Linked DNA regions of Homo sapiens: region 2 is linked to region 1. Evidence: chromatin loops called from intact Hi-C (ENCODE). Cell type or tissue: Panc1. All regions are shown on one strand. Links, peaks and the distances in the headings refer to the core of each region. The heading gives the core; the rest is flanking DNA. Region 1 holds the start of GOLM1 (golgi membrane protein 1). Region 2 has its middle 74 kb from the start of C9orf153.

The links. A loop is a pair of places that touch in the nucleus more often than their neighbours do. Peaks named below come from ENCODE experiments on the same cell type or tissue, not always from the same donor. Only the 100,000 strongest peaks of a DNase experiment are listed, where the experiment ranks them.
Region 2: it touches region 1 in a loop (2.3-fold over the local background); 4 of 110 quality-filtered maps call a loop at or near these places.

Annotation. Positions count from the first base shown.
Region 1 is chr9:86,088,167-86,100,788 of GRCh38, forward strand. It overlaps GOLM1 (golgi membrane protein 1), which reads right to left and starts at 11,392. Exons shown (of 10, transcript NM_016548.4): 1 at 11,245-11,392. RefSeq lists silencers at 5,588-5,882, 10,964-11,013, 11,174-11,273, 11,284-11,603 and an enhancer at 10,833-11,333. In Panc1, for the core only: no CTCF peak of the experiment used is centred there; a DNase peak (open chromatin) is centred at 5,835; H3K4me3 peaks cover 388 bases; H3K27ac peaks cover 1,895 bases.
Region 2 is chr9:86,179,835-86,192,456 of GRCh38, forward strand. No RefSeq gene overlaps it. Among named protein-coding and RNA genes, the nearest start is that of C9orf153, 74 kb to the right of the region's middle. RefSeq lists an enhancer at 7,156-7,810. In Panc1, for the core only: a CTCF peak has its summit at 7,783; no DNase peak of the experiment used is centred there.

The DNA.
Region 1 (12,622 bases), core at 2,868-7,867:
GGAGGGTTTATGTGTCCAGGAATTTATCCATTTCTTCTAGATTTTCTAGTTTATTTGCGTAGAGGTGTTTATAGTATCCTCTGATTTTAGTTTGTATTTCTGTGGGATCAGTGGTGATCTCCCCTTTACCATTTTTTATTGTGTCTATTTCAGTCTTCTCTCTTTTCTTCTTTATTAGTCTGGCTAGCAGTCTATCTATTTTGTTAATCTTTTCAAAAAACCAGCTCCTGGATTCGTTGTTTTTTTGAAGGGTGTATATATATATATATATATATATATATATATATATATTTAGGATAGATAGGTCTTCTTGTTGCATTGATTCCTTTACCATTATGTAATGCCCTTTTTAAATCTTTGTTGGTTTAAAGTCTGTTTTTTCAGAGGATTGCAACTCCTGGTTTTGTTTTTTTTTTTTTTTTGTTTTGTTTTTTTGCTTTCCGTTGCTTGGTAATATTCTTCCATCCCTTTATTTTGAGCCTATGTGTGTCTCTGCGTGTGAGATGGGTCTCCTGAATACAGCATACCTATGGGTCTTGAGTCTATCCAATTTGCCAGTCTGTGTCTTTTAATTGGGGCATTTAGCCCATTTACATTTAAGGTTAATATTGTTATGTGTGAATTTGATCCTGTCATTATGATGTTAACTGGTTATTTTGTCCATTAGTTGATGCAGTTTCTTCATAGTGTCGATGGTCTTTACAATTTGGTACGCTTTTGCAGTGGCTGGTACTGGTTTTTCCTTTCCATATTTAGTGCTTCCTTTAGGAGCTCTTGTAAGGCAGTCCTGGTGGTGACAAAATCTCTCAGCATTTGCTTGTCTGTAAAGGATTTTACTTATCCTTCACTTATGAAGCTTAGTTTGGCTAGATATGAAATTCCGGGTTGAAAGTTCTTTTAAGAATGTTGAATATTAGCCCCCATTCTCTTCTGGCTTGTAGGGGTTCTGCAGAGAGATCTGCTGTTAGTCTGATGGGCTTCCCTTTGTGGGTAACCTGACTTTTTTCTCTGGCTGCCCTTAACATTTTTTCCTTCATTTCAACCTTGGTGAATCTGACAATTATGTGTCTTCAGGTTGCTCTTCTCGAGGAGTATCTGTGGTGTTCTCTGTATTTCCTGAATTTGAATGTTGGCCTGTCTTGCTAGGTTGGGGAAGTTCTCCTGGATAATATCCTGAAGAGTGTTTCCAACTTGGTTCCATTCCCCCCCTCACTTTCAGGTACACCAATCAAACATAGGTTTGGTCTTTTCACATAGTTCCATATTTGTTGGAGGCTTTGTTCATTCCTTTTCATTCTTTTTTTCTCTAATCTTGTCTTCACGCTTTATTTCATTAAGTTGATCTTCGACCTCTGATATCCTTTCTTCCGCTTGACCGATTTGGCTATTGATACTTGCATATGCTTCACGAAGTTCTCGTGCTGTGTTTTTCAGCTCCATCAGGTCATTTATGTTCTTCTCTAAACTGGTTATTCTAGTTAGCAATTCCTCTAAACTTTTTTCAAGGTTCTTAGCTTCCTTGCATTGGGTTAGAACATGCTCCTTTAGCTCGGAGGAGTTTATTACCCACCTTCTGAAGCCTACTTCTGTCAGTTCATCAAACTCATTCTCTGTCCAGTTTTGTTCCCTTGCTGGCGAGGAGGTGTGATCCTTTGGAGGAGAAGAGGCATTCTGGTTTTTGGAATTTTCAGCCTTTTTGTGCAGGTTTTTCCTCATCTTTGTGGATGTATCTACCTTTGGTCTTTGATATTGGTGAACTTCAGATGGGGTTTCTGTGTGGATGTCCTTTTTGTTGATGCTATTCCTTTCTGTTAGTTTCCCTTCTCACTGTCAGGCCCCTCTGCTGCAGGTCTGCTGGAGTTTGCTGGAGGTCCACTCCAGACACTGCCTGGGTATCACCAGTGGAGGCATCAGAAAAGCAAAGATTGCTGCCTGTTCCTTCCTCTGGAAGCTTTGTCGCAGAGGGGCACCCACTAGATGCCAGCCGGAGCTCTCCTGTATGAGGTGAGCTGTCAACCCCTGCTAGGAGGTGTCTTCCAGTCAGGAGGCACAGGGGTCAGGGACCCACTTGAAGAGGCAGTCTGTCCCCTAGCAGACTTTGAGTGTTATGCTGGGAGATCTGCTGCTCTCTTCAGAGCTGGCAGGCAGGAACATTTAAGTCTGCTGAAGCTGTGCCCACAGCTACCCCTTCCCCCAGGTGCTCTGTCCCAGGGAGCTGGGAGTTTTATCTGTAAGACTGGGGCTGCTGCCTTTCTTTCAGAGATGCCCTGCTCAGAGAGGAGGAATCTAGAGAGGCAGTCTGGCCACAGTGGCTTTGCCGAGCTGCAGTGGGCTCTACCCAGTTCGAACTGGCAGCTTTCTTTACACTGTGAGAGGAAAACCACCTACTCCAGCCTCAGCAATGGCGGATGCCCCTCCCCTCTACCAAGCTCGAGCATCCCGGGGCAACTTCAGACTGCTGTGCTGGCAGCAAGAATTTCAAGCCAGTGTTTCTTAGCTTGCTGGGCTCCATTGGGGTGGAATCCAATGAGTTAGACCACTTGGCTCCCTGGCTTCAGCCTCCTTTCCAGGGGAGTGAACAGTTCTGTCTCGCTGGCGTTCCAAGTGCCACTGGGGTACCAAAAAAAAAAAAAAAAAAAAAAAAAAAACTCCTGCAGCTAGCTCAGTGTCTGCCCAAATGGCCGCCCAGTTTTGTGCTTGAAACCCAGGGCCCTGGTGGTGTAGGCACCTGAGGGTATCTCCTGGTCTGTGGGTTGCGAAGAGCATGGGAAAAGCGTAGTATCTGGGCCAGAGTGCACTGTCCCTCATGGCACAGTCCCTCATAGTTTCCCTTGGCTAGGGGAGGAGTTCCCCAACCCCTTGCACTTCCTAGATGAGGCGATGCCCCACCCTGCTTCTGCTCACCCTCTGTGGGCTGCATCCACCGTCTAACCAGTCCCAGTGAGATGAGCCAGGTACCTCAGTTGGAAATGCAGAAATCACCTGTCTTCTGTGTTGATCTCGCTGGGAGCTGCGGACCAGAGCTGTTGCTATTTGGCCATCTTACCAGCCACTCTGTTGTTGTTTTAAATAACCTAATCTTGTCAATCCTTTATTACTTCTCGATTGTTGTTATATTTAGAAGGGCATTTCCTATTCTAAGTTTATAAACAACTTACCCACATTTTTTTCCAATGTACAGTTTCATATTTACATTTAAATTGTTCATCCATTTAAAACTCCTTTTTGATGTAAGGAGTAAGGAAATACAAAGAATGCAGAAGTAAGGAAATACAAAGAATGCAGCTTTTTTTTTTCCTGTAGTGACAAGCCAGTTCTGCCAGGGCCCTCTACTGAATAATCTATTTTTACCTACTGCTTTGAACAACTATCTTTGTTATATACTAAATTTTCTAACAATATACTTTTTCTTAAAGAGATGGAATCTTGTCGCCCAGGCTGGAGTGCAGTGGTACAATCATGGCTCACTGCAGCCTTGAACTCCTGGACCTAAGCAATCCTCACACCTCAGTCTCCGAGTAGGCACATGCTGCCGCACATGGCTTGACAAAATACTTTTAGATGTGACCCTTGCAAGGCCTTTTGTTATTCTAGTAGAGGTAAGTCAGTGGGTGGGGTATATTATAAATTTGAAAGCAGAAAATAAACTCCATTCTCACTTCAAGGGAAGTGTACAGATAACCATTTAATATTCTCTTTTCTTTAAACAGCCAATAAAAAATTTATTGAGCAGCTACCATGAGTCAGGTGCTGTATTCACATCAGGCAGCTCAGGGTGGTATTAAGAGCACAGACTGGAATCCCATTGCCATATCTGAATCCTGGCTCCACCACTCAGGAACCCCACAGACTGGAGCCTCACAGCCATGTCTGACACTGGCTCCACCACTCAGGAACTCCAAGACTGGAACCCCACAACCATGTCTGACCCTTGCTCTACCACTCAGGGGACACAGGACCTGTCTGTGCATCACTGTCCTGCTCACAAGGTTTTTAAGAGGATTCAGTGAGTTGAGTGAGAAGCGCTTAGAGCTACATTTGGCACATAGTAATTGCTCAACAAATGTTGACAACTATTAGGGATGGAAAGATGAACAACAAATCATTTCTAGATTCAATCTTTTTTCCATTTTATGAGGAAACAGTGATGCATGTTTTCCTTCCATAACCATTCTACTTTATAGCAACCAGTCCTCCTCTTTCCTTCTCCTGACTCTGCCACCAACTAAAATAGCAGTACCTGCCATTACCTGGGGCTGACCTACAGTTGCCACTGAGGCCGTGGACATCCCAGACCAGGATCATATTATGAAAAAGGTTTGAGGAAGCCAAGCCTCAAACAGTCCTGGAAGTCATACAATCCTGGAAGCCCCTCACTGTCACCCAGTGCTTGGCTGGCCAGGAAGGTGAGCAGCTGTCTAGACAGCACTCTTAGGAGAGCCCTGGGCTCCCAATGGGAGCAGGGCTGCCCAGGTAAATAGTGACACAAGGAAAGGAAGTAACACAATGAGGCTTCAGGCCTGCAAGGTGCCTCCTCACAGGCTTCCAGGACTGTAGAAACCCTTGCTGCTGAAGGATAAGGGACACACACTGGCGAGAAATGATCAAGACTGATGAAGGCTGGTGGCAGGAACTCACAGGCAGAGTTTATGGTGGTCAAATACATCAGACACTCTCCCTTCTCCCACCTTAGAATTTATTTGGATTGCGGATGAGATGGAAGTGGGTGAGTGATATACTGCATCAAACAGAGGTATTAATTTAATATTCATTTTCATTTAAGCTTCAGAATATGTTTGTCTCATACTTGGTTATAAGCTTCCAACATACTGAAAATGATTAACTTAAATCAGCTAAACTCTGTGAGGCTCCAGGCTTTCCCAAAATTAAAACAAGTGGTGTGTTTTCACATTAAAAATCACTTGATAGGCTGGGTGTACACAGTGGCTCATGTGTATAATCCCAGCACTTTGGGAGGCCAAGGCAGACGATCACCTGAGGTCAGGAATTTGAGGCCAGCCTGGCCAACATATCAAAACCCTGTCTCTACTAAAAATACAATTAGCTGGGCATGGTGGTGTGTGCCTGTAATCCCAGCTACTTGGGAGGCTGAGGCAGGAGAATCGCTTGAACTTGGGAGGCAGAGGTTGCTGTGAGCCAAGATTGCGCCACTCACTCTAGCCTGAGTGACAGAGCGAGATTCTGCCTCAAAAAAAAAAAAAAAAAAAGAAACAACAACAAAAAAACCCCAAAATTATCTGGGTGTGGTGGCACACACCTGTAATTCCAGCTACTTGGGAGGCTAAGGCATGAGAATTGCTTGAACCCAGGAGATGGAGGTTGCAGTGAGTTGAGATTGCGTCACTGCATGCCAGCCTGGGCGACAGAGCAAGATTTCTGTCAAAAAAAAAAAAAAATCACTTGATAAATCAGAAAAGGAAAAAACTGCATATTCTTACCTACTGGCTTAATTTAAAAATTCAACCTATTGGTTAAAATTATTATTTGCTTTTAAGACAAAATGTTTGTAATTTAACAAAGCCTTCTAATTACTTTTTTTAAAAGAAAGAAAAGGCATATGAAAATGGACAACATGCCAAATACACGAGCCCCTTGACCCTCCTAGTCAAATATTATGTTTAACATTTCCTTATTTTCATATAGGGCTTTAAATCAGAAAAGCAAATATATAGGAGCAATCGCGTCAGATTAGCATGTTTGACCAACATCAACCAGTGCAGAAACTGGGCTTCTCCAAACAGTGGTGGAGCCACACCTCTAACTCCTTCTCAGAGGAATGGCCCCAGCGGCTCAGCAGGAAGTTCAGAAGTCACTGCAATGAGCAAACAGACCTGAGCACACCCCGGCGCAGCCTGGAGTCCGGGAAAGAATCAGTCACCAAGTTTTCTGATGGCCTGGAAATATTCCACCCTGTCCCAAGAATGTCTCTAAGCCAGGGGTGAGCAAACTATGGCCCACAGGCCATATCCGGGCCTGGTTTTTTTTTTTTTAAAGTTTTACTATACACTGCCATAAATACTGCCTATGGCTGCTTTCTGGCTACAAAGTAGAACTGAAAAGTTGAGACAGAGACAGAGACTCACAGACCAACTCTGCCCATAGGGTATTGTGAGGATTAAACATTTACCATCTGACCATTTAGACAGTTTGTCAACTCTGCCTCTAACCCATTGGGATTAAATGACCAAGGTCACTGTGTTCTGCTTAAATTGCTTTAAAAACTTACTAGGAAATACACAGACTCTCTTCCTCTCACTTCCCCAAAATGAACACCATCTTTTCCCCAATGCTAGAAGCTGACAGTGTCTAAAGATTAAAACTTTTAAAATGAATGTATAGTGGTAGGTAGTAGAAACACCAAAAAGCGAGGTGGATGAGTGAAAATGAACTAGGGAACCAAATTCTTCCTGTTTTGAAATTTTCTGAAGAAAGGTTGAACCACCGTCAAGAATATATCCTGGGGCCAGCACGATGGCTCACGTCTATAATCCCAGCACTTTGGTAGGCTGAGGCAGGAGGATCACTTGAGCCCAGGAATTCGAGACCAGATTGGGCAATGTTATGCAGGGAGACCCTGTCTCTACAAAAAAATATTTAAAAAAGAATACATCTTGGGCCAGGCACGGTGGCTAATGCCTGTAATCCCAGCACTTTGGGAGGCCAAGGCAGGCGGATCACCTGAGATCGGGAGTTCAAGACCAGCCTGACCAACATGGAGAAACCCTGTCTTTACTAAAAATACAAAATTAGCCGGGCGTGGTGGTGCATGCCTGTAATCCCAGATAGTTGGGAGGCTGACGCAGGAGAATCACTAGAACCTGGGAAGCGGAGTTTTCGGTGAGCCGAGATAGTGCCATTGCTCTCCAGCCTGGGCAAAAACCCCGTCTAAAAAAAAAAAAAAGAAAAAGAAAAGAAAAGAAAAAAGAATACATCTCAGTAGGAGCTCAATTTTTCCTTGAGTCACAAACTGCCGCCCAAGGGCCCAATCCTGCCAGCCATCTATTTTTGTACACTGCCCACAAATTAAGAATAGTTTTTACATTTTTTTTCTTTTTTTTTGAGACGAAGTCTTGCTTTGTCACCCAGGCTGGAGTGCAGTGGCGCAATCTCAGCTGTCTGTAACCTCTGCCTCCTGGGTTCAAGTGATTCGAATGTCTCAGCCTCCCAGGTAGCTGGAATTACAGGCACATGCCACCACGCCCAGCTAATTTTTGTATTTTCCCTTTTTTTTTTTTTTTAAAATAGAGATGGGGTTTCACCATGTTGGCCAGGTTGGTCTCGAACTCCTGACTTGAAGTGATCCGCCCACCTCAGCCTCCCAAAGTGCTGGGATTACAGGCATGAGCCAACGTGCCTGGCCAGTTTTTACATTTTCAATGGTTGAAGAAAGTTAAAAGAATAATATTTCATGACAGAGTGCTTCAAAGGGCTGAGATAAATTCTCCACATATTCCTGGCTGCCTGGAAGATTATGCGCGCGTGGGAAAGACCCAAAAGAGCCCAGCAGGGCTGAAAACCAAGAAGAACCGAGAACCAGCTGAAACTTGCAGTGTTCCCCAACTCGCACACAGACCTACTGATAGAGGGATGGAGACTGACCTGGCAGGTGACTCCTGGTTCAGTGCTCCTTGGAGAATTTGGATGCCATGAAGTGATATTAGATGTCAGTTTAGCTACCTGTTATTTTGAGTGCTTCCTTAGCGGTACTGTTGAGGCAGTGTGGCTTAGGAAAAGAGTACTGATGTGGGTCAGGCCAAAAGGAATTTTAATCCTAGCTTTCTTACTATTTGCATGAATTTTGGTGAGTTGTATAATCCCCCTCTCTGTATCTTATTCAATCCTTGTAAAAGTCCATTGAAGTAGGCTTACTACTGACCCCATGTTCTAGGATGCAGTGATATGAGACTTTAAATATGTAAAACCTTTTGTTGTGAGGATTAAAAATTACAGCGGCAATAAAGTACACACCACATGATAACTGCTCGATAGGTTTTTTTTTTTTTTTTGGTTTGGAAATAAAAGGATATCTCATGACACATGAAAATTACATGAAACTAAAACTTCTGTATCCATAAATAAAGTTTTACTGGAACAGAACCATGCCCATTCATTTACATATTATCTGTGGCTACTGGGCTATAACAGCAGAGCTGAGTAGTTGTGACAGGGACCACAGGGTCTGCAACATCTAAAATAGTATCTGGTCCTTTTCAGAAACAGGTTGCCAACTCCTGCTGTAGTTCAATGGTCCTTAAAGTGTGGTCCCCATATTAGCAGCATCAGCATTACCTTGGAATTTGTCAGAAATGCAAATTTTGTGGCCGACCCCAGACCTACCAAGTCAGAGGTCTGTTTATTCCACTAATAAATGCAAACACAGGACAGCAAAATACCGTGGCTGGCAAAGCTCTATACTGAGTCAGCCTTGCATGAGATACCTCATGAAGTAGAAACTATGCTGATGTAATCAGATCTGACAAGACACAGGCCCAAAATACTTAAAATTAAGAGAAAGAGTATTTAAAACAGGGTTTCTACCTCTAATGTTGTTAACAAATCCAGCCCTATGTGTATATTGGGCCTTGAGACACAATATAACCATAACAGCAAATACATGTAGTTTATAAATAAGCAACAAATGCACATACAGAAGAGTGTTAAAAAAGTTTTTTTATTACTAAGAAACATCAAAAAAGTTGGGAAACGATAGCAAATTACAATATAAACAACTATAATCATATTATATAGTATTTATATATGTACTTTTTTCTGTCAGGCACTAATCTTCAAAATCTTAGCAAGGGAAGTCCTACTAATAAAGTGCTTAAGGGTTTTAAAGGAAAATAAGACCAAAATGTAAAAATCTGAGAAGGCATGGACTTTTTTTTTTTTTTTTCCTGAAAGTGTGAGAAATATCTGTGTGAAAGAAAGGAAAGACTCTCTGGAAATTTAAGAAACACTTCATAAATTTGGAGACAAGTCTCTCTTTTAATGTAACTTCATCAATAACGTGAGAAGTCCAGAAAACCACCATGATCTTTAAGAACAGTTTTTGGGGAGCAAGTGAAATATCATTCGCCCTTTTCTAAGGTGAGAGCAAAAGCATAGTAGCACCATTCCTTCTGTTCCTTCTACTTTTTTACAAATGTTTAAAAAATTGTTTTGTTTTACAAAAACAGAAGTGCTTTTAAAAAATCCCAATTACAAATGTTATTTCTCACATTACGTCACTGAAAAAGAAATGTATCTTTTTTCATAGGGCAACTTATTTTTTTTTTATTTCAAGAAAAAACAAGTAATAACAATAATGCTGCAGAATTTAAGCCAAAGGCACAGAACACCGCTCCCCCGCCCCCAATGGCCACCCCAGGTCCTTTGAGAAAGGCGGCTGGACCTCAGGGACCACGCTGCCTTCAAGCTCCCTCCCACCAATAGTGCCCATCAACTGACACCTGTCTTCTTCTCAGCACACCTGCCTAAAGTGATGCTCCACCCTTCCTACTGATCCACGCAGACGCATTTTCCCCAGGTTCTGCCCTCTGTACTTCCAATGCAGAAAGCCAGCTCGCACTTTCACAGGATAAGGGTAGCAGTTCCCTCCTTCCTGGGGAAGGTGGCCATATATATATAAACCCGGGTAGCCCTGGGCCTGCTATGGTCAGCTGTCCTAACTGTTGTTTCTGCCCAGCCCTCAACAACAACAACAACAGCGGGTGGAATGTAAATGCAAAATCTTTTCATTTCCCATCAATAACTGGACCTAAACCAGCCATTAGAAAGCAGATGGTATCCCTGGCCCTTAATATCCAAGTCACCACAATTTCCTGGCCCCACCCTCAGCACTACTTTCCTCTCATTTCTTTCGTTTTCCTGTAAAACCAACTTTAAAAAAAAATGTGAAAATTGGATAACCTCTCCATAGGAGAACAAAATGTATCTTAAAAGCTAACCTCTTTTCTTTAACCATCCTAACAATTCAATTTTTGTTCACTGACACCTTAAGAATTGAGTGTCTGGCCTAAAAACAGTAAGTCTTAGCAAGTTACTAGTTTCTATTAAGAAAGAAAGTAATGAGCTTAGCTTCATCTTTTATAACACAACTGGAAGAAGCTAGGATGCCTTTGGAGACCCACAAAAACTGACAAGAGATTGTCCCATGCCCTCCAAAATTCAGAAATACTAAAACTGAGATTTGAGCCAACCTGATGGCCATGAGCTAAACAAAGCCACTCAAGCGCTGCTAAATACTTCATCAGGTTATTGTGTATCTCACTAATCCAGCCCTAGAAATGTTCCTCAATAATGTGCATAATGTAGGGCCTAGGGACCCCAAATCAGACAAAGAAAACCTCAAAATCGTGAAAGTCACACAAGTTTAGTTTTGCAAATCTGGCTATGGGACATCTGAAATTGTCCAGCATCATCATGGTATTTCAAATATAATAATTCTTAAATTTTGCTAAAAAATTTCATCAAAATTGTTATTCTTCACATTTTGTTTCTTAAAAGCAAATCATTAAAAATATTAAATGGGATATGATTTTTACAGCAGGGCAAAGTTGTGTGGATCCTCCACGTTGGCAAAGGTGGAAACACAGGTATGCGAGAAAACCCCGAGCATCCACGAGAACGGGATGCAGCCGCGCTCTGGACGCGCGGCGGGAGGACCCGGAGCCCAAGCTCCGGGGTCACCAGCCACGAGGCCCAGCGGCAACGTGGACCCCAGGGCGGCCGGAGCGCGCCTGGGGCTGGAGGGGAGGAAGAGGCGGCGGGAGCCGAGAGACTCGCGGCTCGGCCAGCCTCCCGCGCCTGGTGCAAATCACGCTGCAGAACTGGAACTAGTGCGACTTAGGGGGTGCACGCTTTTGACTTTGGATGCCGACGCGCGTGACAAAGCTCAGAACAAAAAGACAGGCCCCGCATCGCCTGAGACTGCAGGGCAGGGAATCCTCGCGAGGCCCCTCATCGCAGGGCAAGGGGGCCGCGCGCCCGGTCTTGGGGAGCGAGCCGAGGGGCCCAGGCAGCCGCGGGCTACTCGGTGCAGGAAGGTGCGGAGCCAGCCCCGAGCGCAGCCAGCGAAGGTTGCAGCCCCGGCGCAAGCCGCGGGGAGGCTCCGGGGACCGACGCGAGGTCTCGGCGCGCGGGGTACGGGCCCTGGGCAAAGGAGGGAGGAAGCGATGGACCGCGGTTCGGGCAGCCTGGGGCCGCGCGCCGCCCACTCACCTCTTTTCGAGGCTCCGGCCGCCACTCGGGGATCCGGGGCCCCGCTACGAGGCCGCCCGGGTCGCTCTCCCGCCGCCGCCGGCCTCGAGCTCCGGCCGGCTCCGCGCCGTGCGCCCAGCGCCTCCGCGTCCAGCGCCGCCGCGTCTCCGGCCTCCGCAGCGGCAAGGCCCCGCCCCCGAGCAGCGCCGGCGGCGCGAAGGGAGGAGGCGGCGCCGCGAGCGCGGAGAAGCGAGGCAGGGGCTGCCGGGGCCGCGCGGACTCCCGGCCCCACGGTGCGCGCGCCCCGGCCGGTGGCCGCCCCTCGGCGGGAGCAGGAACGCCAGCGTGCGCCCAGTTCTCGCCGCTGGGCGTTGCCCCTTCCCCCGGGCCACCCCATCGCCCCTTCCGACGCGGGAGCTGGCGCCTGAGCAGCGACGCGGAGCGGGGAAGCGGCTGTGGGGAAAGGGTACCTGGGGGGAGCCCCCATCCCACGTTCCGCCCCGAGGGAATGTTCCCGAACAGCCAACCGCACCCAGCGCCACACTCACGTTACCTTCTTTATAAAAGTCGTCGGGTCAAAACTGCCCAGAGAAGGAAGCGAACGAAAAACAGGTTTTTAGGGGGCTTATACTCACAAAATTGTCTTTTTTCTCCCACGAGGCATTCCCTGTTGACCATCATCTCGCCTCGGTTGTCACCGCTCAGGCCTTAGTGTTTGGTCTGTGACCCTTCCACTGCTAGCAACGGAAAAAGTGAAGATTCCCGGACGCCTTCGGGTGTGATCTTATAGCCCGGGCAGCTGCATTTGAAACAGCGCCTCAGATGACGCTCAGGCGCACTGATGTTTGAGAAGCCCTATGAGGCCGTACCTCCCGGAGAGAATGCCACAAAACTAGTGACCTACAGGGAAACCATGCTAGAAAATTCTAAAGCAATGGTTCTTAACTCTGGCAGCACCTGCCATCCATTAGAATTATTTGGGGAGCTTTTAGAGCATTTAGGAACCAGGGTCCCACTTCCAGAGTTCAAAGTGAACTTGATATTTTTTGTTTGTTTTGAGCTTCCCAGATAATCCTAATACAGTATACGGCCAAGATTGAGAACAGTTTTCCTAGAATCATGTCTTCATGTCTTCCTAGCTCTGGTGTCTGGGAAAGGAAACTCCTTCCTCTGCGCCTCTCTCAAATCACAATAAAAAAACAAGTAAATACATGAACACCTAAAGGAATGCTCACAGCTGAAATTGATTTTAACCAGAACAAAGAGTCACCTTAAAAAAGGTGATCAAGATACCCTATTGCTACCTGAGCATGGAGCTTCTTAACTGCAGGAAACGTATCTTTACCAGCTAAAACCTCTTAGCTGAATTAGAAGCTGACCATACATGACCCCTTTAGAG
Region 2 (12,622 bases), core at 4,959-9,958, 94 kb after region 1:
TTGGAGAAAGCTTTTTTTAAGAGCCTAGGAGAGCCTGCAGCACCTGTAAAAATCTGGGCCTTCTCAGCCCTCATGCATACCTGAACTTACAGCCAGGTGGCAGACACCACTCTTGCCTATTTCATGCCCCATAGGTCCACTTCTGACTTCTGCTGTGGCTGTGCTGGACAGTCCCATGGGAGATCTGCCTCACCGGAGTCATGACTCAATCACGTAACTGCTGCCCCTTGTCTTTCTCACCTGGTGCTGTGGCAGCTGTCTTGGTCTACAAGTGCAGGAGGGCTAATGCCCCCAGACAACCCTGGACCAATGGGGTCTAGCTGGTGGATAATGCTGTGGCTGCCCATCTTTCCCGTGGACAATTTTGGAAGGCATTCACCTTCTCAGAGGTCCCAGGAGATTTGAGGGACCACAATAATGTGCTCTGATGTTGGCGTTTTCTCCTTCCCCATCTTGCTTTCCCTGCTCCCGTACTCCTGCTTGCTGAGCTTGCCTCCAAATAAACCACCTGACTCCGCGTCCTCCTTTCACAGGAACCCAGCAAGCACAAAGGCTGGTCCTTGCCTCTGGGTACATGGTCTGTAGCTTTCTTCTCTGCACATTGTCCAGCAGTGCCAAACATCGGGAGACTGAAAAGACCACAGGATTTTATGAGGGGAGAAGCAGAAGGACTCCAGAGAGTTATCAACTGACCTGGGTCCCAGAGTTAATTAGGAGGTGACTTCATCCTAGTAGAGTCCTTTCTTGTATACATGTGGTCCCTGGATCAGATCATAAGCATCAGCATCACCAGAAACATGGTAGAAATGCAAATTCTCAGACCTTGGCCCAGACCTACTGGATCAGAAACTCTGGGGGTGGCCAGCAATCTGTGTGTTAACAAGCCCTCTGGGTGACCCTGATGCATGCTAAAGTTTGAGATTGTAGGGGAGGAAACACTTTTCCTTTGCCTGAGGCCCTGTAAATTAGACCCACAAAAGATCAACAAGAGAAAAAGTTTACTAATACCTTTTCTAGCCCTTTTCCCACCCCTTTGAGTTACTCCTCACAGAGGTGTCTCCCAAGGGATGTGCATTGCACAGCCATGGCACAGTGGCTCACGCCTGTAATCCCAACAGTTTGGGAGGCTGAGGTGGGTGGATCACCTGAGGTCAGAAGTTCAAGACCAGCCTGGTCAACATGATGAAACCCCGTCTCTACTAAACATACAAAAAATTAGCTGGGCATGGTGGTGGGTGCCTATAATCCCAGCTACTCAAGGGCTGAGGCAGGAGAATCACTTGAACCTGGGAGGCAGAGGTTGCAGTGAGCCGAGATCACACTATTGCACTCCAGCCTGGGCAATAAAAGTGAAACTTCATCCAAAAAAAGAAAAGAAAAGAAAAGTAATTTCTTTCCAAAACCCCTGACACCAGTCTAATAATGAGAAAACATCAGACACCTCAGTTTGGGGATGTTTTATAGGATACCTGGCTAGGACTCCTCAAAACAGTCCTGCTACCAATGAACTTGTTTTACTTTTTTTTTATCACACACTTTATGACTTCTCATATGATTTAGTTTATTTCAAATGTTTGTGAATTATTGTTTAGAAAATTTATGAAACAATACTATGAAAATTAATGATAGTCACCAAAAATCTATCAGTTGTTATAATTGATTCAGCAGTGAATGTTTTCCTCTGCTCTCTTAGGTTTAGTAACTGGGGCCTGAACATTAAACTGACAAAAGACAGATTAACAGGACAAAGGTGTTTTTCATATGTATAGGGGGAGCTTCACAGAAAAGAAGTGAAGACCCCCAAAAGCAGTTAGGCCTGGCAGTTTATATACCTTTTAACAAACAGCAAAAAATTGTGGAGAAGTGACAAGACAAGGAAAATGTGTTTGAGCTTCTAGGTGTGGTAAATTATGGGAAGGTAAATATATGGGGAAAACTAATGGAAGACAGGGACTATTTGTAAGGTTAGTTATGCAGACTCAAGTCGATGCCATCTCATTTAATAATAAGAGCTATGTTCTCTTCCTAGTATGGAGAGAGTAGGAGAAACACCTTACAAAGGGAAAGTTAGTTTTTCTTTTAGGCGGAAAGGAGGAGGGGCGAGTGTTTCTTATACATCTAATTTTTCTTGTTCTTTTCCTTTTTTAATTTTTGAGACAGGGTCTCACTCTGTCACCCAGGCTGCTGTGCAGTGGCATGACCTTGGCTCACTGCAGCCTCAACCTCCTGGGCTCAAGTGATCCACCCACCTCAAGCCTCTCAAAGTGCTAGGATTGCAGGTGTGAGTCACTGTGCCTGGCCCATCTGATCTTTCTTCATTGGCTTCAGTTCAAAATAATTCTTAAGCCAAAGTGGCATATTTGGGATTGGCATATTCTGATCCCCTTTTATTCAAAGGCCATAAAAACATCCATTTTTTATTTTGGTGTTGGAAACTTATACTGTTCTCTTTCCACTGCAGAATAACATGTTAAAAAGTGATTTCTGGTTGGGCACAGTGGCTAATGACTGTAATCCCAGCACTTTGGGAGGCTGAGGTGGGCTGATCACCTGAGGTCAGGAGTTTGAGACCAGCCTGGCCAACATGGTAAAACCCCGTCTCTACTAAAAATACAAAAATTAGCCAGGCATGGTGGCACATGCCTGTAATCCCAGCTACTCAGGAGGCTGAGGCAGGAGAATCACTTGAACCTGGGAGGCAGAGATTGAAATGAGCCAAGATTGCGCCATTGCACTCCAGTCTGGGTGACAGATCAAGACTGCATCACAAAAAAAAAAAAAAAAAAGAAAAAGAAAAAAATGTAATTTCTTTCCAAAAACCCTGACACCAGTCTAATAATAAGAAAACATCAGATGACCCAGATTGGGGTATGTTTTATGGTTAGGACTCCTCAAAAGGGTCAAGGTTATGGGAAACAAGGAAAGACTGAGAAACTTAGGCCAGAGGAGACTAAGGAGATGTGATGAGTAAAGGGATTGTGGTGCCCTGGGTGGAATTCTGGAACAGAAAAGGAACATTAATGGAAAAATTGATAAAATGTGAATGAATTTGGAGTTTATGTCATAGTAATGTACCAATGTTAGTTTCTTAGTTTTGACAAATGTACCATGGTGATGTAGATAATAATATTGGAGGAAATGAAATAAAGTGTTAGGGTGAGGTGTACTCAAGAGTACCCTGTACTTTCTTTGCAATTCTTCTGTAAAATCTAGTTATTCCAAAATAAAAACTTTATGTTAAAATGCCATGGTAAATTATATTTTAATGGCTAGAGTAAAATTATGTTTCCTAAATGTCAGTCATTTATGTACAATCATGAATTTTCTTTTTGCTATGTATTGATATCATGTGTACTAATATTTTCTCTAAATTGAATATTTTAAAATAATGTAAGTATATACCTACATCATGGGATTATCTGTGGTAAGATCAATACAATGGCATAAGTTTAATATGTTATTTAAATATTTTTCTAATACCTTTTTTTCAAAAGTGAACTTTGGCAGATTATTTTCCCCCTGCAATGCAAACACAATGTCATGCCTCCCATTTGGTTTGGCCTTTCTGACTCATATCACATGACCTTGGCCAATGCTGTGGCCTTCCTTCTTTGTCTGGGAAACTGCCATGTATTCTTCATCTCTCAGCTTACATATAACTTCCTCAGGGAAGAGCTTCCTCATGTCTCTGGCTAGCCTCTGGTGGTGTCAGAGGCATTTGGACCAGAGAGACTCCATCTTGAATAGGAGCTGGGTAAAATAAAGCTGATACCTACTGGGCTGCATTCCCAGGAGGTTAGGCATTCTTAGTCTTAGGATGAGATACAAGGTCAGCACAAGATACAGGTCACAAAGACCTTGCTGATAAAAGGATGCGGTAAAGAAGCTGGCCAAAACTGGCCAAAGCCAAGATGGCAGTGAAAGTGACCTCTGGTTGTCCTCACTGCTCATTATACACTAATCATAATACATTAGCATGCTAAAATACACTCCCACCAGCTCCATGACAGTTTAAAATGCCATGGCAACATCAGGAAGTTACCCTATATAATCTAAAAGGGAAGGAACCCTCAGTTCCAGGAATTGCCCATCCCTTTCCTGGAAAATGAATAATCCACTCCTTGTTTGGCATGTAATCAAGGAGTAACTAACATAAATATACTCAGTCAAGCAACCCATGCTGCTAATCTGCCTATGGAGTAGCCATTCTTTTATTCCTTTACTTTCTTAATAAACTTGCTTTCACTTTACTCTGTGGACTTTCCCTGAATTCTTTCTTCTGCAAGGTCCAAGATTCCTCTCTTGGGGTCTGGATCGGGACCTCTTTCTGGTAACAGTGGCACTGTATAACTCTCCTTTCCTACATTTGTCACAGCTGTATATTGCCTGTTCACAGCAGTTCTCTCATCCTTTTCACATCTCATTTTCTGCCCCAAATAATCAAACTTCAGAAGCAAGAGCAGCTCACAGGGCTTGCCCTTCCTGGAGCCAGCTGGAAGTCTGGGGTTCGCTGGCAGAGGCGGCTGCAAGGGGGCACTGTGGTGTTTGTGGGGGCCACCAGGAGAGCGAGGAAAGGACAGAGAGACCTTAGGGAGGATATAGGTTCAGTGCTCAAGAGAGGAGGCAAAGAGGACTAGATTTCTGGTTACAGAAGATAAGGAACATGGATGGAGATGTGGAAAGAAGAGAATGAGAATGTCTTGGGAAGAACCATAATTTGGACAGAGAGAAAGGTTATTAATGATATCAAGGCATTCTCTGTCTCATTTTAGCCACATATGTAGAAATGAAAAGCCTAGTGGAAATCTAAAGATTGTGTTTGGCAAAGGGCAAGTTATATTCTTAATAAGAACCCAACATTGGCAGTGAAAAATCTAGCTTTCTTGTACTATAGTAGTTCCTCAACACAGAAACAGAATAGTTTCACAACACAGTTGTGAAAAAAGTGGGATTATGGAGTAATGAAAATATTCTAATATCTGATGCTGATTAGGAAAAACATAAACTCAAGGTCTGTTGGGAGGTGCTCAGAATAAAGACCTAAACATCTAGAAAGAAAAGCAAGCCCCTTTCCAATAACACAGCCTACTCATGAAGGGCTGAAATATTTTTTAGGAATCAGAAACATATGACTTAAAGCAAAAGAATGATGAGATTTAATGCAAAATTTAAGGAGTTTTTTTTTTATTCATTTGGGTTCAATAAACATTTAATTTTCAGCTGCCCACATTGGGCTATCACTGAGAAAAGGTGCTTGGCTGGTTGAGACAGACATGTGCAGTACTGCCACAATACAGCTGAAAAGCATGTGCACCTGCCCATGTGAGGGAGGTGCAAAGGTGGTTGAGAGCAAGTGGTAATGTGTGTGGATGAGTATGGGGAGAAGGGGCTGGGAATGGCTCACTAGAGGCAACCATGTTGCATAACAAACCATCCCAAAACTTGGTAGCTTGCAATAACAATTTTTTTCACCCATGATCTGAAAGTCATTGGTAGGAAGGGGATCAGATTTGCTCCATGGGGTTCTCATCCACTTTGAACCAGTGGCTACTCCAGGATATGTTGTCATGGCAAATGGCAGGAATGCAAGAGGAGAAGTGGACATATGCAATGTCTCTAAAGGCTTGGCTTGAAATTGTCATGATACCATGTCTGCCCACATGTCATCAGCTAGAGCAACTGAACATGGCCAAGCTCAACCTCCATGGAGTGGAGAAATACATTCTACCCACTCTAGTGGAAGGTGACACAGTCACCAGGCAGAGAGGGGATGCATAGTCTTAGCATGAAGGGAGAAATGGAGAACAGGAGCAATCCACAGAACTACCTTGGTTGGTAATGCCCAAGCAGGGTTTTGAAGGATAAATAGAAGCTGGCCAGGCAGTGGGATGGAAAAATTTCATTTTATAATAGGCTTGGCTCAGATTAGCGCCATTATAATTTCCCTAAGATGTCAGTTATTGAATTTCAGGTATGAGAGAAAGGAAACTGGATGCCTTCTTTGCTCTCTTCCAAGTTGACACTGCAGTTTTTAGTTCTTCTATGCACAATCCTCAAAGGAGTTCCTTATATGAGTTCTGTTGCTTTTTGTTCAACCTGAAAGTTGCAAAATTGAACTGAGGAGAAAGGCCCTGGGTAATCGTGACCATGAGGAAGAAGATGACTTGGAATGTTGTGAAGCATCTTTGTATTCAAAAGGCAGCTGGCTGCCCTCCCCAGTGAGTCACACATAAAGGGCCCCTGTTTATTAGTGTCTCCGGTCCTACTGAACACTCGGCGTTCGTGGGTTCCCCAGGAAGCCCTGAGAGTACACTTTGAAAATCAGATACATGTCTGTAAATGACCTTCCAGTTCTGTCTCCTCAGATTGCTGTGAATAATCGTGTGAGGACTGCTGTCCGGAGAGGAGGGAGCCTGAAGTCAAGGCATTCCAAGGGGCTTCAGGCATCCTCAGTTTCTTTATGAAGAGCATTTCTTTCTCCTTAGGGAGTGGTGGGGAGGCTGCACCAGGAAGACAGAGGGCAAATCCTAGTGTGTGTGAGAGAGAGAGAAAAAAAGAGAGAGAGAGACAGACAGAGACAGAGAGACAGAGATACAGAGACAGAAAGAGAGAGACAGACAGAGACAGAAAGAGAGAGACAGAGACAGAGAGACAGGAACAGAGAGAGGTATTCTGGATAAGATGGCTTAGAGGAGGCAGAACTAGCTTGCAGCTCCAGCTCCGATGGACAGAGCAGCGTGTGGAGACTCACATCGTAAACTTTTGCTCCAAGACCTACCGCAAGAACATACTGGGAAAGCCGAGGGAATCCACAGACCCTTTGAAGGAACTGATGACTGCTGCAGGCTCCCTGAGATGCCGAAAACCTGTGAGTTGGCTTGCTTTCTCAACATGGAGGCTTGTGGTCTGGGGCAAGTTCTCGGCCCTGATCACCACCTGCCTGGAAATAGACTCGGTGCTGTTGGGAGGGCACAGTGGGAGTGAGACCAGCCTCTAGGACTGTGGGCTGCATGGGGGCAGGGTGGGGCCTCTGACTGCCAGCTTTTCCTCTGGTAAAGTAATACAGGTGACCTGTATTACTCAACAGAGGCAGCCATAATCCCCCTAGGAATATAACTCAACTGGACTGGGAACCACACTCCCATTCCCCACAGCAGCTGCAGCAAGCCCTGCCCAAGGAGAGGCTGCCCTCAGACACAACTATCCCTGCCCCCACCTGGTGGTCTTTCTCTACTGGCCCTGGTAGCCAAAGACAAAGGTCATAATCTCTTGGGAGCTCTATGGCCCTCCCCACCACCTGAGAAACCTGAATACTTAAGCAGGTGTCACTAGGGCAAGTTTGCATCCTCCCTATATATAGGACCACTGCTGATGCACTTTTGAAAGGGCCACCTCCTGGCTGGAGGCCAATCAACATAGAATTAGCACACTAAACAAAACACAGCCAAGGACACTGCAGGGTCCACTTTACTTCCTTGCTATCTCCACGGGAGCAGGGGTCGGTCTCCATGGCTGCAAGACCTGAAGACAGATCACATCACAGGACTCTTTGCAGACACTCCTGAGTACCAGCATGGAGATCGCTAGCTCCACTGGGTGGCTAGATCTAGAAGAGCAAAAACAATCACTACAGTTTGGCTTTCAGGAAGCCCCATTCCTAGGGGAAGGGGGAAAACACCACATTAAGGGAGCATCCTGTGGAACAAAAGAATCTGAACAGCAGCCCTTGAGTCTGAGATTTTCCCTCCAACATAGTCTACCTGAATGAGAAGGAACCAGAAAGCAATTCTGGTAATATGACAAAACAAGGTTCTTTAACACCCCAAAGGTCATACCAGCTCACCAGCAATGGATTCAAACCAAGATGAAATCACTGAATTGCCAGACAAAGAATTCAGAAGGTCAAGTATTAAGCTAATCAAGGATGCACCAGAAAAAGGTGAAGTCTAACTTAATGAAATAAAAAACATGATACAGAATATGAAATAAAAATTCTTCAGTGAAATAGAGAGTATAAATAAAAAACAGTCACAACTTTTGGAAATCAAGAACACATTCAGAGAAATGCAAAATTCACTGGAAAGCCTCAGCAATAGAATCAAACAAGCAGAAAAAAAGCTTCAGAGCTCGAAGACAAGGCTTTTGAATTAACTGAATCCATCCATCAAAGACAAAGAAAAAAGAATTTTAAAAAATGAACAAAGCCTCCCAGAAGTTTGGGACTACATTAAACAGCCAAATCTAAGAATAATCGGTGTTCCTGAGGAAGAAGAGAAATCTAAAAGTTTGGAAAACGTATTTGAGGGAATAATCAAGGAAAACTTCCCTGGCCTTGATAGAGATCTAGACATTCAAATACAAGGAGCTCAAAGAACACCTGGGAAATTCATCACAAAAAGATCATTGCCTAGGCACATAGTCATCAGGTTATCTAAAGTCAAGATGAAGAATAGAATCTTTTTTTTTTTTTCTTTTTTTTTTTGAGACGGAGTCTCGCTCTGTCACCCAGGCCGGACTGCGGACTGCAGTGGCGCAATCTCGGCTCACTGCAAGCTCCGCTTCCTGGGTTCACGCCATTCTCCTGCCTCAGCCTCCCGAGTAGCTGGGACTACAGGCGCCCGCCACCGCGCCCAGCTAATTTTTTTGTATTTTTAGTAGAGACGGGGTTTCACCTTGTTAGCCAGGATGGTCTCGATCTCCTGACCTCATGATCCACCCGCCTCGGCCTCCCAAAGTGCTGGGATTACAGGCGTGAGCCACCGCGCCCGGCCAAGAATAGAATCTTAAGAGCTGTGAGGCAAAAGCATTTGGTAACCTCTAAAGGAAAATCTATCAGATTAACAGCAGATTTCTCAGCAGAAACCCTACAAGCTAGAATGAATTGGGGTCCTATTTTTAACCTCCTTAAACAAAACAATTACCAGCCAAGAATTTTGTATTCAGCAAAACTAAGCTTCACAAATGAAGAAAAGATAGTCTTTTCCAGACAGACAAACTGAGAGAATTCACCACTACCAAGCCAGCACTACAAGAACTGCTAACATAAGCTCTAAATCTTGAAACAAATCCTTGAAATGCAACAAAATAGAACCTCCTTAAAGCATAAATCTCACAGACCCTATATAACAATAATGCAATGAGAAAACAACAACAACAAGGTATTCAGGCAACAAACAGCACCATGAATAGAATAGTACCGGTGGGGCGCCATGGCTCACGCCTGTAATCCCAGTACTTTGGGAGGCCAAGGTGGGTGGATCATGAGGTCAGGAGATCAAGACCATCCTGGATAACATGGTGAAACCCCATCTCTACTAAAAATACAAAATATTAGCCAGGTGTGGTGGCACACGCCTGTAATCCCAGCTACTCGGGAGGCTGAAGCAGGAGGGAGAATCACTTGAACCTGGAAGGCAGAGGTTGTAGTGAGCCGAGATTGCGCCATTGCACTCCAACCTGGGTGACAGAGTGGCACTCCATCTCGAAAAAAAATAAATAAATAAGAATAGTACCTCACATCTCTCAATACTAACATTGAGTGTAAATGGCCTAAATGCTCCACTTAAAAGATACAGAATGGCAGAATGGATCACCAACTAAGTTTCTGCTGTCTTCAGGAGACTCATCTAACACATAAGGACTCACATAAACTTAAGGTAAGGGGCTGGAAAAAGATATTCCATGCATATGGACACCAAAAGCAAGCAGGAGTAGCTATTCTTATATTAGACAAAACAAACTTTAAAGCAACAGCAGTTTAAAAAGACAAAGAGGGACTTTATATAATGATAAAAGGACTAGTCCAACAGGAAAATATCACAATTCTAAATATATACGCACCTAATGCTGGAGCTCCCAAACTTATAAAACTACTACTCAACCTAAGAAATGAGATAGACAGCAACATACTAATAGTGGAAGACTTCAATACTCCACTAACAGCATTAGACAGGTCATCAAGACAGAAAGTCAACAAAGAAAACATGGACTTAAACTACACCCTAGAACAAATGGACTTAACAGATATTTACAGAACATTCTACCCAACAACTGCAGAATATACATTCTATTCATCAGCACATGGAACATCCTCCAAGATAGATCATATGATAGGCCACAAAACAAGTCTCAGACAATTTAAGAAAACTGAAATTGTATCATGTACTCTCTCAGACCACAGTGGAATAAGATTGGAAATCAACTCCAAAAGGAACCCTCACAACCATGCAAGTACATGAAAATTTGATAACCTGCTCCTGAATGATCACTGCAGCACCAATGAAATCAAGATGAAGATTAAAAGATCCTTTGAACTAAACGATAATAGCAACACAAACTATCAAAACCTCTGGGATAGAGCAAAAGCGGTGCTAAAAGGAAAGTTCATACCACTAAATGCCTACATCAAAAAGTCTAAAAGAGCACAAATAGACAATCTAAGGTCACACCTCATGAAACTGGAGAAACAAGAACATCAAGAACATACCAAATCCAAACCCAGCAGAAGTAAAGAAATAAGTGCGCCTGTAGTCCCAGCTACTTGAGAAGCGGAGGCAGGAGAATCGCTTGAACCCAGGAGGTGGAGGTTGCAGTGAGCTGAGATCACGCCACTGCACTCCATCCTGGGCGATAGAGTGAGACTCTGTCTCAAAAAAAAAAAAAAAAAAAAAAAAAAAGAAATAACCAAGACCAGACCAGAACAAAATGAAATTGAAACAAACAAACAAACAAAGTTACAAAAGATAAATGAAACAAAAAGCTGGTTCTTTGAAAAGATAAATAAAATTGATAGACCATTTGCAAGATTAACTAAGAAGAGAGAAGATCCAAATAAGCTCAATTAGAAACAAAACAGGAGATATTACAACTGATACCACAGAAATACAAAAGATTATTCAGGGTTACTATGAACACCTTTATGCACATAAACTAGAAAACCTAGAAGAGATGGATAAATTCCTGGAAATAGACAACCCTCCTACATTAAACCAGGAAGATATAGAATCTCTGAACAGACCAATAACAAGCAGCAAGATTGAAACGGTAATTTAAAAAACTGCCAACAACAAAAAAAGCCCAAGGCCAGATGATTCACAGCTGAATTCTATCAGACATTCAAAGAAGAATTGGTACCACTCCTATTGACACTATTCCAAAAGACAGAGAGGGAATCCTCCCTAAATCACTCTGTGAAGCCAGTATCAACCTAATACCAAAACCAGGGAAGGACATAACAAGAAAAGAAAACTACAGACCCATATCCCTAATGAACATAGATGCAAAAATCCTCAACAAAATACTAGCTAACCAAATCCAACAGCATATCAAAAAGATAATCCACCATGATCAAGTGGGTTTCATATCAGGGATGCAGGGATGGTTTCACATACGTAAGTCAATGAATGTGATACAGCACATAAACAGAACTAACAAAAATCACATGATCATATCAATAGATGCAGAAAAAGCATCTGGTGTAAAAATAGGCACATAGACCAATGGAATAGAATAGGGAACCCAGAAATAAGCCAAATACTTACAGCCAACTGATCTTCAACAAAGCAAACAAAAAATAAAGTGAGGAAAGGACATCCTAATCCACAAATGGTGCTGGGATAATTGGCAAGCCACATGTAGAAGAATGAAAGGGGATCCTCATCTCTCACCTTATACAAAAATCAACTCAAGATGGATCAAAGTCTTAAATCTAAGACCTGAAACCGTAAAGATTCTAGAAGATAATATTGAAAAAAACCCTTCTAGACATTGGCTTAGGCAAAGACTTCATGACCAAAAACTCAAAAGCAAATCAACAAAAACAAAGATAAATAGACGGGACTTAATTAAGCTAAAAAGCTTCTGCACAGCAAAGGAAATAATCAGCAGAGTTAACAGACAACTGAGAGTGGAAGAAAATTTTCACAATCTATACATCTGACAAATAACTAATATCCAGAATCCACAAAGAACGCAAACAAATCAGCAAGAAAAAAAACAATCCCATCAAAAAGTGAGCTAACAAAAGAAGGTATATGGTGATATGGTTTGGATGTGTGTCCCCTCTAAATCTCATGTTAAAATATCATCCCCAGTGTTGGGGGTGGGGCCTTGTGAGAATGTTTGGATCGTGGAAGTGGATCTCTCATGAATGGCTTAGCTCCATCCTCTTGGTAATAAGTGAGTTCTCGCTATGAATTCACCTGAAATCTGGTTGTTGAAAAGTGTGTGGCATCTCCTCCCTTGCTCCCATTCTCATCATGTCATACTCTGGCTCCCCCTTTACCTTCTGCCATTATTGATAGCTTCCTGAGGCCTCACCAGAAGCTAAGCATATATCAGCTGATGCATCCTGTAAAGTCTGCAGAACTGTGAGCCAATTAAAACTCTTTTTCTTTATAAATTATCCAGCCTTGGCTGGGCACAGTGGCTCACGTCTGTAATCCCAGCACTTTGGGAGGCCAAGGTGGGTGGGTCTTGAGGTCAAGAGATTGAGACCAGCCTGGCCAACATGCTGAAACCCCATCTCTACTAAAAATACAAAAAATAGCCAGATGTGGTGGCGCACACCTGTAGTCCCAGATACTTGGGAGGCTGAGGCAGGAGAATCACTTGAACCTGGGAG